2 separate regions of the Mus musculus genome follow, and region 2 is linked to region 1. Evidence: chromatin loops called from intact Hi-C (ENCODE). Cell type or tissue: heart. All regions are shown on one strand. Each heading gives the region's core, and the rest is flanking DNA. Links, peaks and the distances in the headings are about the cores only.

Region 1 (8,332 bases), core at 276-8,275:
AAGCTATATGTCTAGATCGGGCAGATATAACACTACACTAATTTATTCCCCAGTTATGAAACCCTTTGCTACTCGTAGTTTCTCCACTTGGTTCTGCTCTATCTTGTCTTCCTCCTCTTCTTCCATCTTCTCTCCTCCCTTCTTGTTCTTCTCTCTCTACCTGTCCGCACCCTTCTCCTCCACTGCCCAATCACAGGCTCTAGCCTTTATTGAGCAGTTAAAATGGGGAGAAGGTTCACATGAGATCTCCTCAGTATGTGATTGACTGCTCATAGGGGCCAACCCCTTGCTAATGCTACTTTCGTGTGTGTGTGTGTGTGTGTGTGTGTGTGCTAGCAATGGCTATTTTACTGGGTTTAGAGTGTTTCTTTTCACTTTCAGATTGCCTTTGTCATGATTATTTAACAGGAAGTGTTTATAGGCAGGATACAGTTGAGTTTGGTTTTTACTCAGTCTTTGTGATGGCTTGAAGAAGAAATGATCCCCTTATGCATGGGCATTTGAATAATTGCTTCTCAGTTGGCAGAGCTATTTGGGGAGGTTTAGGAGCTGTGGCCTTGGTGGAGGAAGTAAAGCCCTGGGGTGAGCTTGAGACTAGATAGCCTGTCCTTCTGGTTAGCTCTCTCTGTTTTCTGCTTGCTTTTGACAATGTGAGCTCTTGGGTCTTCTGCTCCTGCCGGCATGGCTGCTGCTTGCTGCTTTGCTGCCATGGTGGACTCGATTCTTCTAGAACTGTTAGCAAGAATAAACCCCTTCTCCTACGAGCTGCCTTTAGCAAGGGTGGTTTATCACAGCAGCAGAAAGGTGGCTAACACATTCATCCAGCTTCTGCATTTTTTTATTGGTATCTTAGATCACTTATACGTATTAACATGCTAGGATTAGGTCTGATATTTTATTTGTTATGTTCTATATATTCCCCATGTTTTCAATCTTTTCTTAGTTGTTTCCATTTTATTTATCCATTCATTTGGGTAGTGGTGTGGATGTTCACCTTCATTCCACCATGCATGTGTGGCGACCGAGGGAACAATTTGCAGGAATTGAAACTCTCCTGTGTTTGCTTCAGGGACAAACTCAGGTCATCATGCCTGGTGGCAAGTACCTTTGCTTGCTGAGCCATCTCACTGGCCCTCAGTGTTTTCCCTTCTAGAGGATTCTTTGAACATTTTTTAGAATTCCACTTGGATTTATGTATCATTTTCAATGTATCTATCTCTTGGCATAGTACTTTAGCAGTTACTGTAGGCATTTCATTATGGCTATTGGTGTCATTTCAGCAGTGTGCATCAAGTTTAGAAACACCATACCCCCTTACATTTCTTTACAACTACACCTTATAAAATATCACTGCCTTAAATAATGTTTCATATATATATATATATATATATATATATATATATTCATATCAAACAGGTATGGTTTTTACTTTAAACATCAAACATAGTTTAGAAAACTATGAAGAGAGCAAAATGTACTGTGGCTCAACCATATTTTTTCCACTTAATATTCCAAAATTTCTTTTCTTAAAAAGAAGTGAGACCGGCCAGTGGTGGCACACGCCTTTAATCCCAGCATTTGAGAGGCAGAGGCAGGTGGATTTCTAAGTTCAAGGCTAGCCTGGTCTACAAAGTGAGTTCCAGGAGAGCCGGGGCTACACAGAGAAACCCTGCCCCCAAAAAACAAAAACAAAAACAAAAGAAGAAGAAGAAGAAGAAGAAGAAGAAGAAGAAGAAGAAGAAGAAGAAGAAGAAGAAGAAGAAGAAGAAGAAGAGACCCTTACTGTGTGGAAAGCTTCCTCTAGCCATGTGTTTGGACTACACCTGCCTGTAGTAAATTCTGTCAATTTCCCTTTCTCTCAGAATGTCTTGATTGTCCCTTTGCCACACCCACTCTAGTGAAAACCATGTGAGAGGCCCAAAAGCTTGGATGCAGTTCTGAGGCAAAAAGTTTCACGGAAACTTAGTCTTAGCATCCCATAGCACGAATGCTCCAAACTTGTCCCTACATCAGTCGGTGAACGGATCTTTGTGCTTTCCTTCAATATTGTTTAATTATAATAAAACTGGAACTGTTAGCAAGAATAAACCCCTTCTCCTACAAGCTGCATTAAGTAAGGGTGGTTTACCACTATTTAAGTGCTTCTAAGGAATGATTTTGACATATAGCTAAATTAGATTAGCCTCCACCAGTGTTCTAATATCCTAGGAAATTGTTGAGCCAACCTTGGGTTTTGTTTTTAGTAAGAATGCTACTCACTCAGACAAAGTGCCTCCAGTGTAGACAGTGAAAGATATCAGGCATTACAATTTACTGGAAAAGAGCTAGAAATCTCAGGGCTAGTCTACAAAGTAAACTTAGAATAACAGCTGAGTCACTCCCATGTGCAGGAATTTACAATGGCATGAAAGAAGGAAGGTTGTGGTCTAAGAAGGAACTAGAATAAATACTTAGAACAACAGCTGAGTCACTCCCATACACAGGAATTTACAACGGCCTAGGGGGAAGGTGGACTATACAATAGACTAGAATTGGAGCTATGGCAAGGGTATAAAGCCCTTGCCTCTGGCTTCTAAGAATAAGCTGACCTTAGGTGGGGCTGCTTTTGATCCCAGTTGTAATCACTGAATTTTATCCCAGTTGTAAATACTGCCTGGTTCCTGTTAGTTTTTGTGTATGCATTTCTCTGTTTTATGTAAAGAGTCATTTTGCATTGGGTAACCTCAATGTACCTTGGATGACCTTAATGCGTTGCCTAACTTCCTTGTTTTCTTCTGTAATTTAAGTCTGATACTCGTTTTGACAAATTACATTCAGATACAGCACTCTCTCTGGGTCAGCATCTGTTTGTCATTTTTCTGCTGACTCCTTACCCACCTGAATACCGGGACCCTGATTCTCCTGTGGGTTGAGGGGCCAACTGAGTCCAGTCCATGGCATCCCTTCATTCATCTCATTAACAATGAGAGAGGCTGAAAGTCCTGACTATTCATCTTTGAAGGACACATCATTACTCTTAGGTGGGGACTTAGTCCAGACTTCCTGTATGGACTCCACATACACTCTAGGGTAATCTTTGTCAGTCATCAAGGCCAAACCTTCTCACTCCATGTGTGGCCTTCTCTGGCATCACTCTGTAGAGACATTAGGTTCTTTATGGGCATGGTGAGGGCACAACTCTGGATTCTTCAATTGGCCTTTCTCCCAAGGGTATAAGGCCTTAGCTTTTCTGTGCTGTCCTGTAGTAAAGATGGAGTTGTCCTAAAGGCCCAGTCTGTGAGAATTCCCTTTTTCAGGCCTTTGCCTACACTTGAGGGCTCTTTGGCATGCACTTGCTACTGTGCCCATCTAGTCTAGAGTATGGAAGGCACAAGCACAGCCCAGGGAGTCCATCCTGTGTCATTCCTTAGGTCCGGCCTTTAGTCAGCCTGCCTTCTCTCTACTGTTCAGTGAATCCTTACATTAGACAACTGTGTGACTCTTCCTAAAGAGAGGTGGAAAGAAAGATGTCTGTGCACCAGTGGAGGAGTATGGAGATGACTTTCAGAAATGGCATCTGGCAAGGGGTAGGCAAAGAAGGAAGAATAAGTCATCAATGTTGGACCTCAAATGTACACTCTGAAGGAGAGAGTGTATTTGGTGTCTGCCACATCTCTGCATCCCTCATTGACATATCTTTGTCCATGGTACCCATCTTTCTGGCAAGGAAACCATCTGCTGAGTGATTGGTAGAATGAAGGTAAAGGCTGATGCAGATGAGTCTTCTCTGTTTGCAGCCATGTTGGCTGTCCAGGATGTGGCCCAGAGGTGCAAGGAGCTGGGCATCACTGCTCTGCACATCAGACTCCAGGTCACAGGAGGAAACAGGACCAAGACCCCTGGACTTAGAGCCTAGTCATCCCTCAGAGCTCTTGCTCACTCAGGGATGAAGAGGCAGATTGAGGATGTCAACTCCATCTCCTCTGACAGCACTCGAAGGAGCATGAGTCACTGCAGTCACTGTCTGTGAATAGAACTTCTCAAATTATTTTCTGTTAATAAATTGCTTTGTATAAACTAAGAAAGGAAGAAAGAAAGAAAGAAAGAAAGAAAGAAAGAAAGGAAGGAAGGAAGAAAGAAAGAAAGAAAGAAAGAAAGAAAGAAAGAGGAAAGAAGGGAAGAAAGAAGAAAGAAAGAAAGAAAGAAAGAAAGAGAGAGAAAGAAAGAAGAAAGGAAGAAAGAAAGAAAGAAAGAAAGAGAGAGAAAGAAAGAAGAAAGAAAGAAAGAAAGAAAGAAAGAAAGAAAGAAAGAGGAAAGAAGGGAAGAAAGAGGAAAGAAAGAAAGAAAAGAGAGAGAGAGAAAGAAAGAAAGAAAGAAAGAAAGAAAGAAAGAAAGAAAGAAAGAAAGAAAGGAAGGAAGGAAGAAAGAAAGAAAGAAAGAAAGAAAGAGGAAAGAAGGGAAGAAAGAAGAAAGAAAGAAAGAAAGAAAGAAAGAAAGAAAGAAAGAAAAAAAGAGAGAGAAAGAAAGAAAGAAGAGAGAAAGAAAGAAAGGAAGGAAGAAAGAAAGAAAGAAAGAAAGAAAGAAAGAAAGAAAGAAAGAAAGAAAGAAAAGATCTGTTCATCACAGATCAACAGGCCAAAGAAAGTATTCCAGCCCTCTACTTGGTAAAACAGTAAGAGTATCAGGGCTAAATTCTGGAGCATGGGGAAGGTGTTACTTACAGATGAGCCTCTCTTAGGCAGCTCCTTCACTGAAAAGCCCATCCTAGTATGTTTCATGACTCATAAAAATGACTTCTCTGGAACTTCCTGTTCAACTTGCAGGCAGCCTCACTGAGAAGTCTCTTCTCCCCATCAGTGGCTTAGTGCTTACATAACTCACAGCAGGGTCTCCTGAGTCTTGTAACTTTCTGATCTTCCTGAGTCTTGTAAGTTTTATGAGCTTCCTGGGCATCTTAAGTTCAATGAGTTCCCCCAGACTCCTTCTTCCTTTTGGGAGGGGATGTTTCAATTCAGAGAAAGTAGTTACACAAAAAAATCAAATGCCAGTGAGTTGAATTGCATTTAGAGGGATGAATAGGAAAAAACATATTTAACTTCATCTTTCTTGAAGTAGAATTCTAAGAAAATGATTTTCAGCTGAGAGATTCTTTTAATGAGGCTGATAAAAATAGCATAATCTTGTTAAGTCAAAATCAATATAAAGACTATAGATATTTTGTATAGCCAGAAGCACAAAAATAAACATCAGCATCTTCCACTCTGTTCTGAGACATTTTAGCAATTGTGCCATTTAAAACAAAAATTCCTCTGTGACAAAAATATTTCTGAAAAGCTACATTTGGAATAAAAAAGAAAAAAAGAGAGGCTCTTACTGTGTATCCCTGGCTGGTCATGATGTTCACTGTGCAGGCCAGGCTGGCCTGGAACTCATAGAAACCTGCCTGCTTCTACTTCCCTAGCACTAGGACTTAAGGCATGTGGCCCCCATAACAAGCTAAAACCAATTCTTCTTTCTTTCTTTCTTTCTTTCTTTCTTTCTTTCTTTCTTTCTTTCTTTCTTTCTTTCTTTTGTCACTGTTCAAGGTTTATTTGGTGTTTTCATTGGCATGACACTTGAGTGGTTAGTTCCATCATCCATATGCAGATCTCACATAATATTGCAATGCACACTACAGACACATATAATACATAAAATAGCCCATAGAACAGTTATGCACAAGATATGCATAATGGATTACACACTGGAGCCAGGTTATGACTAACTGGGAACTCGTTGGCCTAGGCATGTTTGGTGAGGGTGCGCAGGGCAGCAACGCAGCAGGCTCGCAGGGTAATGGAAGCCTGCACAGTTGGCAGTGTGTCTTGGAGACAGTGGGACTGTCACACTAACCAGGTTACCACTACACAAGTACCACTTGGCAGCAGGGCAGAGCTGTGGGAACTGAGATGTTTCTCCATACCACCTCAACACCATTGTACTAACCACAGCTCAAATGAGAAGGGTATGGTCTCCCTAGAAACCCTGCTGCAGCCTGGACAGTGAAGTGCTAGGACCCTGAGAAGACTTTAGAACTGCAGAAAAAGGGTATCTGCACTCTTCTTCAGGCGGGCCTCTTTCTCAGGAGTCAGTGTCACCTTCACAATATCTGAGATTCCATTTTGTCCCAGGATACACGGGACACTGAGGAAGACATCATCATTGATTCCATAGAGACCCTTAATCATGGTGGAAATGGGATGCACCCACCTAAGGTTCTTCATTATGCTCTTGGCCAAGTCTGCCACAGAGAGGCCAATGGCCCAGGATGTGTAACCTCTCAGCTTGATCACCTCCTATGCACTGCCCACCACCTGCTTGTGAACCTCCTTCCACTGCTCCTTGTCTGCATCAGTGCCCAGTTCTGGGTTCAGAGACTTCAGGGAGATGCAGACAACATTCACACCACTCCACACAGGCACACTGGAGTCGCCATGTTCTCCCAGGACCCAGCCGTGACAGCTCAGGGTGAACCCCCAGCCTTTCTCCCATCAGGTAATGGAACTGAGCTGAATCCAGATGGCAACCACTTCCGATAACTTGGCTTTTGGGAAAGCCACTGGTTTTCCAAGCCACATAGGTCAAGATATCCACTGAATTTGAGACAATCAGCAGCTTGCAGTGTGGACTGTACTTCACAGAGTTTGGAATGGTGAACTTGAAGATGTTCACATTTCGCTGGACCATATTGAGTCGGCTCTCTCCCTCTTGCTGACGGCCCCCCTATGATGATGACCCGCTTGGAGTTTGCAGTTACACAATAGTCTTTGCTGGAGACAATTTTTCCTTAAGAAGAATCACAGTCAGCTGGTCCTTGAGGGTTGCCATCTTGGACTTTGAATCTTTTGAGACCACTAGTGCATGATGGGGGCAGGGGGTGACAGGCGAGCAGCAGCGTGGCCTGGGCTCAGCTACCTACCGTGGTTCCAGCACCTATCTTTCTTTTTAAATAATGTGTATACGTATGTCTGTGTGCACATGTGAGTACAGGCCATGTGCACAGGTCACAGGTCACAGGTACTGTACTCACATATGCACTGGACTCTGCACACAGAGTCCAAAAGAAGGCGCTGGATCTCCTGGATCTGGAGTTACAGTCAGTTTTGAACCACCTGATACGGGTGCTAGAACCCAAACTCAGGTCCTCTGCAAGAACAGTAGAGGGTCTTAAGATCAGAGCCATCTCTCCAGTGCCCAGACAAGCTGTATTTGATCTTCACCCTCAACATACTCCAAGAAATCCTCACAGTAAATTTCCTGGGTAAAGAACATGCCCAGCTTTTTCATCCAGTGTTTCCCAAATTAAACCAAACAGAAGATTCTTCTCTAGGCGTCTAACGATGTCCTGTCAGAGTGGCCACTTTGGAAATATTGAGAGAACTAGCTCAGGGCTCAGACTCTGCAAGGGAGGGGGCTGGTCTCTCACTGCATTTTAGAAATGGGTGGGCCCCAGCACTCGGGAAGCAGAGGCAGGCAGATTTCTGAGTTTGAGGCCAGCCTGGTCTACAAAGTGAGTTCCAGGACAGCCAGGGCTATACAGAGAAACCCTGTCTCAAAAAAACAAAACAAAACAAAACAACAAGGGGTGGGGGGACATTCTGTCCTAATGGAGCATGCCCAGCAGGGCTGAGAGAAACAATAATTCTTTGCACTTTATTGACTCTGGTAACTTGTAAACCTTTATCTCATATATATATATATACATATATACACACATATATACGTATATATTGATATATATTATATTAGATAGATAGATAGATAGATAGATAGATAGATAGATAGATAGATAGATAGATAGATAGATAGATTACAAGAGGAGTGTATTACTGTCTCCATTTTGCAGGTGACATGGTCCAACAAAATGTAGTATTCTTACATGAGCTGTACTGACCAAAGGCTTGTCATATTGCCTGGAGCCCCATCCTGACAGGAGTGGGTGTGGCCTAACCTTCTCTACCAGCCTTCCAGGATCTCTATCCTTTGTCCTCCCTAACCAAAATCACCCACGGGGCTGCTAGTAGCTCACTGGTGGCTCACTTCCCCACCCAGGGCTCTACTGGGATGCCCTTCCTGCTTCCCAGAAGCCTTTGTTCCATGAAAAACAACTTGTTTTCCAGATCAAGACCTCTAGGGAGGTGAGGGGAACTAGAATCCTAAATACAGGATGAGGATCAAAATTAGTCCCTGACCCCTCACTTCCTCTTCAGCCATTACAGGCTGCTGTGCAAGTCAAGAGAGGAAGTAGCCTGAGAGTGGATTGACTGAGAAGAAAAGAGCAACATGTCCCCACTCCCAGAACTATACAATAGAG
Region 2 (8,332 bases), core at 315-8,314, 51 kb before region 1:
GAAGCAACCGTGGCAGCTGCAGAACTCTTGATTTATTAATGTATGCCCTTTAAAAGTGTCTACAGCTGAGCCTGCTCCTCCTTTCTTTGCATATTTGGATTCCCAGCTTTTCGACTAGTCTTCTTCAACAAGAGGCAGGCTCATTAATTAAACATGGACCTGTGAAGGTAAACTTCCAGAGAAGCCAGGGATCTCCAGTGAGGTCAGGCATATGTGACAGCGCCACTAGATGATGAGTTTGGTATCTCCAGTCCCTAAGAGAAGTTACATCCTGAGCAGCAAGAGCAAGAAAACACTTTCGTTTCCTTTTCCAGTATTTGTGCTCATATCTGCTCATCCACCAATACTATCATCTTTTAAGTCACAAAAAGAAACCATCTGAGCCCTGGGTAGCTTTCCCTCCCAGGTCTGTGTGAGTGCTCACCCCAGGGACAAACCGCTGTCATCTATGTCCATCCCAAGACCAGGTCAGGTTGGGGATGAGGTAAGGACTAGGCCACCTGTGCACTATGTGTTAGGCCTTTGCTCCTGTGTCACAGTCCATACATCAGCACAGGCAAAGAGCCAAGAATGAGACTGCCCATGCTTTGCGCGCCATGCGGCTTGCTGCTCTCCAGGCAGCCCTATCCCACTTTGATGGTAACAGGAAGAGGAGAGACACTCTGGGGGCTGGACCCTCTATCCTGAACCTGCTGCTCACTGAGCTCATGACTCAGAGTGTCCTCTATAGCCTACTGCTTCTGGGTGGAAATCGGAGCTCCCTCCAGGTTCTGAAAGGAAGCTGGTAACAGGGTCACTGTTAGAGGAAATAAGAAATGAGGAAATACCCTACATCTGTTAACACTCCATGCCAGCCCCATGGCTGATGACGTGGGGATGCATGTTATTTTATGGATTTGTGTGAGTTTGGACCCAACTTATATTAAAATACAATTATACATATACACATACATAATACAATTATATTAAAACATAATAAAATAATAGAAAGAGGGAGGGGTAAGAGAAAAACATTAGCGAGAATGAGAGTATTATTTAGCTTTAAGATTAGCCATGATCCTGGCCTGGTGGAGCAAGCCAGTAATCACAACTACTTAGGAGGCTGAAGCAGACGAGTTCAAAGCCAGCCTGGCCTACAGAGTAGGTTCAAGTCAATCTGCAGGAGTGAGACCCATCTCAAGATAAAAGGAGAGCTACAGGTTAGCATCATGGTGGACTGCTTATATAGCACTCACAAGACCCTCAGGTCAAGCCAAGTCCCACTACTAAAGGAGAAACTAAACATTAAATGGAGTAATGTGACAAAGACAAGGCTGTCGCACCTTGGTTGGCAGAAATGCCACTTTCAATTATTATTGTCCAGATGAATGCTTCCTTTCTTTTGAGGCAGATCATCCCCCAAGAAAGGGAGTCTCACTGAGCCTCTCTGTGGCCCCTGCCCAGGTCCCATACTTCTTTCAGAGCAGTCCTATTGAGACTTGGAAGTTATATCCATATTCAGAGTTTCTTATGAAAAGATATATACTCAGAGTGTTTCTACTCCAAAAAAGAAAAAAAGACCTAACTAGTCGCATGTCATCATACATTCTGGCCGTCTGTAGCCCTGACTAGTCGAATGTCATCGCACATTCTGACCGTCTGTGAGTGATCAGAGTCACCAGAGCTGATTGTCCCCAAGCTCAGGAGCTACATTTATCCAGTAGGCTTCCAGCGTCACCACTGTTCCGCGCTCCCAGCCACCTCTGCTCTACCCAAGCTTTGCCTATGATAAAGACACAGTCACCGCTGCACATAGACCCTGCTCTGATGGGAGCCCTGGCTAGCGCGGCCTAAGAAAATATTTACTTTGGCCTTAATTTCTGTTGTTTGTAGTACATTTATCCCACATTGTCACTTGGTAATTGGAATTGAAAAAGCTAGAGATAACCTGTTTGGAGAGGAGTAGGGGAAGTTGGGTGTTTATAAAGAATTGCTTCCCTTGCTGAGCCTGCCTCAGCCGGCACCTCACTGAGCCTCCTCGAGATAATAAACCTGCAGTTTCAGTAGAAGATTTTTTTCCTTGTATCTTTTAAGGAAACAATAGTTAACTGCTGATAACAGATCAGCCAACAGAACCTTCAGCTTTGTTCAAGTACGGGACTGTTCATAGGTGACTCGACAGACTAGACCCAGAAAGACTTAATGAAAAGTATTTTTGACAACCTTGGTTAGTCCAGATTCAAAGATAAGTTTTGTGAAAAGCTTTGAGTGGCAATTGCATTTTGATACACTGGAATTAAGAAGAGCATTTCTGCCCTAAGCCTTCATTACAGACATGACTGCAGAGTACGGACCGCAGCCAGTCCACTCCTCTGAGCACTTCTATACACTGATTTATATTTCTTTCAGCAAGTGACAGTAGTGTTTTATAAAGGAGTCATGAAGTTTTGTTTTGTAAAAGCCTTCCTATTATAAGGATTTTCAACAACAGTGATAAAAAGCTGATGCCTGTGAAACGATGACCCTAGTCGTGTGCACCCGGCAGGTAAATACGCCATGCGAGACCTGGTGAACAGGCTTCCAGGTGGCAACGGCCCCAGCATCCTGTCCGATGAAACCGTGGCAGCCATCTGCTGTGCTCTGCACGAGGTCACCAGCAAAAACATGGAGAATGCCAAAGCTCTGGCCGACTCGGGAGGTATAGAGAAGCTGGTGAACATAACCAAAGGCAGAGGAGACAGGCAAGTGTGAGGGCCTGGGGCCTGGGGTGAGAGAAGGAGCCATGCCGGAAGCGGGGATTTATTTCTGTTTCTCACATGTTGTCTACACCAGCTAAGACTTGTAATGGTGTGGGCTGCTTTTTGTCATATGCGGGCATTTCCTTTATTATAGTGTGCCTCACTCCTTCACTCTGTCCTCTGAGGTTACTGTAACAAAATACTGTGGGCTAGGGAGCTTATGAACAATAGAAGTTTATTTCCCACAATTGTGGCACCTGTGAAATCCAGGATCAAGGTCCCAACAGATTTTATGTCTGGTCTAAGTCCCTTTCCGGTCTTAGAGAGAGTGAGCTTTGCCCTCACATGGAACAGTCTCTTCCAGGTGACTCTTCTCAAAGGCTGCCCCTCCCAGCACTGCCGCTTTGAGTTAGGACTTGTACTTAGGAATGTTGGAGAGACTCAGGTGTCCAGGCTGTAACCATCCCTAAAGCTACATTTGTTCATGTCCGCTCCTAGAAGAACCAAAAGCACCAGGGTGGTGACAATCTTAGGGCCACTGTCGCCTTTGCAGTTTGGGCTCTGTTCCATGCCTACAGCCTATTCTGCAAGAATGTCTTTAAATCCTCACTTTTGAGATTGATTCTGCTGCCAAGTGCCCAGAGAGCATGAAAACCAGCACTCCGCGTGAGTGCTCTGGGCTCAGTCCCTTTGCTTTTGGACGACAGTAAAAGATGAAGCAGCACCAGTGGGCAGAGAAGATCGTAGCAAAATAGAGGTTTCTTGTCGCGGGGCTGCAGCTGTGACTAAATCTGCCTTAGTGTCAGATCAGCGAAATGGAACTGGGAATGCCAAGTACCTTCTTCAAAACGTAGGTCAGCAGCGCTCTCCCATGCCCGCGCTCTCCCATGCCCGCGCTCGCGCGCGCATACACAGTTCCCACTAAGTTCTCCCTGGCACTGACTGTTTTGAGTTGTCTGCTAGCATCTCACTCCCAAGGTCCTGGGACTTTGTCCCTTATCTGCTGTTGTATCCTTAACAACAAAAGCTTGGTCCTGGTACATGCATAAGGACAATTTATTAATCAGCTGAATGCCAATGCTGAGTTTGACATTACAGCTCTTCAAGTCTTTCCAGTTGATACCACTGAAGGAATTCTTAAAGTATAGAAACAGTGCAAAAAGCCATCACCTTACCCACGAGAAGCCCCAGCTGTCAGCATAGACAGCGTAGCACATCGGCGTTTTTATTTATTGTATTTTTAAATTTTCATTAGTAACAAATGCATACAGTATATTTGTTTGTTTTGATTATTTTTTTTTCTCTTTCAAATAAGGCCCCATCGTGTAGCCCGGGCTCACTGTGTAGCCCGGGCTGGTCTCAAAATTCATAGCAGTCCTCCCAACTCAGTCTACTGAGTTCTAGGATTACAAGAGTAAGCTACCTGCCCTGCCTCTGCTGTTTTGTGCTCCACTCACTGCATGTCCGCGTGCTGTCCCGGTACAGGCTTACAGCAGTGAGTGGAGCACAAAACAGTGCTCCAGGGCTGAGGCAGACAAGGCGCCCAATGAGTAACAGCAGCAGAGCCTGGCAGATGGCACTCACAGGCACAGATGACAAACGCAGAGAATGCGGCAAGCATGTCAGGGAAGGAGAAGTGTCAGGGAAGGCCTCCTGGTGATGGCAGGAAGCTGACCTGAGGGAGGAAGTGTGTGGGATGAGGGCGGGAGGAAACTGCGCCCCTCTGGGGCAGAAGCATGTGAGCAGAGTCCAGCAAGAGGCTGCCGGGCGGGCGAGGAAAAGCAGAACATGGTGCAGGAGGAAGAAAGGGAGTTTGGGGGAGCAATAGGACCGAGAAGCAGTAGGACCTTATAGTCGGTTCTCAGTCTCTGAATGACACCAGAGCCTCTGGAGAGCAGTGAGCAGAGGAGTACCATGGCCAGTTTCCCACACGCACACTGAAGGCTAGGGTGCAGTGGCTGCGGTGACGTCAGCAGCATTGCTGATGGGGTTGAAAAGCAATTCAACAGGTTTTACTAATGAGTGAGCGGCAGGAGAGGAGAGGATTGTGAATGACGCCAAAGTGGTTGTCCAAGAGGCCACATCTAGGCAGGGAAGCTTATGGGAGGACCGTCCTGAGTTTGCTCTGGACTTGGGTGCGTGGGGATAACTATTAAACATCCAGTGAGTGTGTGTGTGTGTGTGTGTGTGTGTGTGTGCGCGCGTGCATGAGTGTGGTAGGTCAACAGGAGAGAGGTACAAGGCCAATACTCAAACTGGAAAAATATACCTGGGCGGTCAGTCAGCATTTAAATGGCTCATTTATAGAAGTGAAGGTTGACAGGTATCAGGGAGATTAGGACCCCAAAATAAACGCAGAAAGGAGCAGCCAGAACCCGGGAGCATGTGGTAACTTGGAATCCAAACGGAAGGAGATGACGAGAGTTAGGCTGGAGTCAGAAGCCCTGCTTACTCGGGTAGAACAAGCTTGAGGCCTGACCATCGGATACGACAGTCATACAGAGGCTGTGAATTGAAGAGGAGATGGGATGGGAGAAATCAGAGGTGTGAGTGGCTGCTTTCAGGGGCTTCTTGTGTGCTGCAAAGGTTAGAGGGCACTCTTGCCTTTCCCAGGATTCTGGTTCTGCCCACAGAATCTGGTAGCCTCCATCCTGCTCCTTTGGCTGCTGGTTTGCAGCCTGAGTCTCTCCATGCTACCTGTGTCTTCATTAAACCGCATCTCTCCCTAGATCCTCTCTGAAAGTGGTGAAGGCGGCAGCCCAGGTCTTGAATACATTATGGCAGTACCGGGACCTCCGGAGCATTTACAAAAAGGTAACAAACACCCAAGGGTAGCTGCGGCTCATGGCCTGATGAGCGATCCTCATAGCCCGAGTTCCTAATTGCAGTTAAGTGCTGGTTTTCATTTTGAGCTGTCTCTTTTAACTCCACAGGATGGGTGGAATCAGAACCATTTTATTACACCTGTGTCCACGCTAGAGCGAGACCGATTCAAATCACACCCTTCTCTGTCCACCACCAACCAACAGATGTCGCCCATCATTCAGTCAGGTCAGTGTGCGTTTGTATGACAAAAGATTGTATGTGCGCGCGCGCACACACACGCGAGCGCGCACACACACGCACACGCGCACACACACACACACACGCGCACACACACACGCACACGCGCACACACACACACACACACACGCGCGCACACACGCACACGCGCACACACACACACACACACACGAGCAGATTAAGCATGTCACTTCAGCTCTGCCCATCTATCTGAGAGCATGCTTTCAGAGTCGCACGCTGTTGTAAACAGCCACTATCTTTCATTTGGAAAGAAAAAACTGCTTACATCAGCTGCAGTGCATTAAAAAAAGAAAAGAAAAGCCTCCAGGGCCAGCCCCCACCTGAATGCTGCTTCCCCACATTGGGGAAGGGGCCCTGGCATTGTATCTGACCAGTTGGACCAGTAACCTGATGCAGAGTCCTGGGAGGTGGGGAGTCATTGAAGATGTACTGGCTGACTAGGAATGTCCTCTCTGCCAGCTTTGCATAAGTTTTAAGTCTCCTCCTAAGGAGCTGCTGCTGCTGCTTTGTGTGGAGTTTTGTTTGGTTTTGGTGTTGGTTTTTCCTTAGTTTTCTTGGTGAAACTTCTTAGGAACAGGCTTCTAGAACATAGGTCATTGGAGCTTTGCAGTGGCACCTCCCAGTCGCCTGGCTGCTTTGCAGACCCGCACCCCCACACCCTTACACCACCCAACCAGCCACCCTGATGTGGCCTTCTAGAAAGTTCCTTGGATGTTCAGCTGAGACGCTTGGCAACTGCTCCACCCACTCATTTGCAGAGCTCAGCCGAATGCTTCATGCTATGACTGCCGAGTCAAACAGTCCTGTAAACTTAATTCTTACCTGCATGAAGCAGGAAAAATGACGCTTCTTACTTTGATTTGGCTTAAATCCCACGTTCTGACACATATATTATCTGCTGTAGACAGCGGTGCAGTTTCTGACAGTCCTATTGCTCATGTGGACAAATGTGGACAAAAAGACTGATGCCCATGCCCAGGGGCTCCCGCCACGGAATTGGATGTCTGTGTTTGTGCTAGGAGTTAACCGCTGTCTGCTTTATTTGATGATTTCTTTTCTTTCTTTTTTTTTTTTTTAAAACCTTGTTTACACCTACTGTGTATAACAGATATATATGTCTTGGTTTAAAATTACGAGCTGTGTTATTCATCAAGAATTCTGCTTGGTTTTGCATACATCCTTTTATGAAAATATTCAGCATGCCCGTCAGGGGGAACAGGAGAGGTGGGTGGCTGCCAGCCATGGGCCTTCAGTGCAAGCACAGAGTCGTTTCAAACAGATCAGCACACAGCTACTGTGCAATGGATTTGCCACTGGGACCTCAAGCAGAAGTGCTGGTGGCCCCGCCCTGGTGCTAGGTAGCCCTCTGTGTTCCACTTAGAGGGAAGATGTGTGTCGCTCCTGTCTCCCAGCTGTCTAAGGGCCGACCCTCGTCACTTGGCACTGAGGAGGGATGTGCTTATAAGCATGTCCCCTGCCTCCTTAGTGTCTTCACAAAGGGAAGCTGCTGTCTTCTGTCCTGCCATCTTCCCAGAAGTGAGCTGGAAGTGACACAGACACACAGATACGCATGCTCAGCCCGCCCACCCAACAGCACAAGAAAAGAACTGCCCTGCCAGGGCCCTCAGAAGGCGTGGCTGTGCAAAGCAACAGGGCCAAGGCTGGAGAACCACTGCTTTCAAGTGAATTGGGTAAAGATATGGCCTCTGGTTATTATTATTACAGACCAGACTGTTAATGGGGAAAGAAACACCTCACATTACCTTCCTGGCCAAAGTTTTAAAAATAATAATAATAATTGTCCAAAAGGGGACCCAGGAGTAGATGGCTAGTCATGGCTAGTCATTATCAGCTGTGTGGCCCAGGCTAGCATCAGAAGTCACCGGGGACACCGGGTTCACATGATCTCCTGACAATAGATCACCGTAGAGAAGCATAAGTGTTATTTACTGGGCACTTCTAGACACACTAGACCAGGCCAGAAATTAAAACACACTATAAAACCTGCTACCAAACATCTGTACATAAACGATGGCAGATAGTTTATAAGCAGCTAAACTATGACCACAAAATAGAAATAACTCTTGCATGGCTCTTAAGTTACTCTAGATGGTTCCAAGGTGGGTCAAGTCCCTGGATCCCTGCTGCCTGCTGCCTGCCACCCCCTACCCTGGGCTTCTAGAGCTGGCTGCTTGCTACAGCTCGGCTGTGGGCCCAGGTGTCACCCTTGCTGGGATAGGAATGTAGGGTGTGTTCATGGTCCTGGGGTCTGGCTGCTCTTTGTCCTCAACACCTCTCAGAGCCGGTTTTACTGTGGCATTGCTAATAAATAGCCTTTGTTTTCCTGGAGCACTTTCCAGATTTGCTGACAATCTGATTTCTCTCTTTTCCCCTCTCCTTCCTTTGCCTCTCCCTTCAGTTGGCAGCACCTCTTCCTCACCAGCACTGTTAGGAATCAGAGAGCCTCGCTCTGAATACGATAGGACCCAGCCACCTATGCAGTATTACAATAGCCAAGGGGACACCACACA

What was found. A loop is a pair of places that touch in the nucleus more often than their neighbours do. Peaks named below come from ENCODE experiments on the same cell type or tissue, not always from the same donor. Only the 100,000 strongest peaks of a DNase experiment are listed, where the experiment ranks them.
Region 2: it touches region 1 in a loop (2.0-fold over the local background); 2 of 42 quality-filtered maps call a loop at or near these places.

Annotation. Positions count from the first base shown.
Region 1 is chr2:59,392,939-59,401,270 of GRCm38, forward strand. It overlaps Gm46743 (a long non-coding RNA gene), which reads right to left. Exons shown (of 3, transcript XR_001783312.1): 3 at 7,800-8,332. It also overlaps the pseudogene Gm13551 and the pseudogene Gm13549. Among named protein-coding and RNA genes, the nearest start is that of 5330411J11Rik, 10 kb to the left of the region's middle. In heart, for the core only: no CTCF peak of the experiment used is centred there; a DNase peak (open chromatin) is centred at 8,163.
Region 2 is chr2:59,342,274-59,350,605 of GRCm38, forward strand. It overlaps Pkp4 (plakophilin 4), which reads left to right. Exons shown (of 22, transcript NM_026361.2): 17 at 2,525-2,720; 18 at 5,447-5,531; 19 at 5,651-5,768; 20 at 8,221-8,332. Among named protein-coding and RNA genes, the nearest start is that of 5330411J11Rik, 40 kb to the right of the region's middle. In heart, for the core only: a CTCF peak has its summit at 4,453; DNase peaks (open chromatin) are centred at 738 and 4,418; H3K27ac peaks cover 579 bases.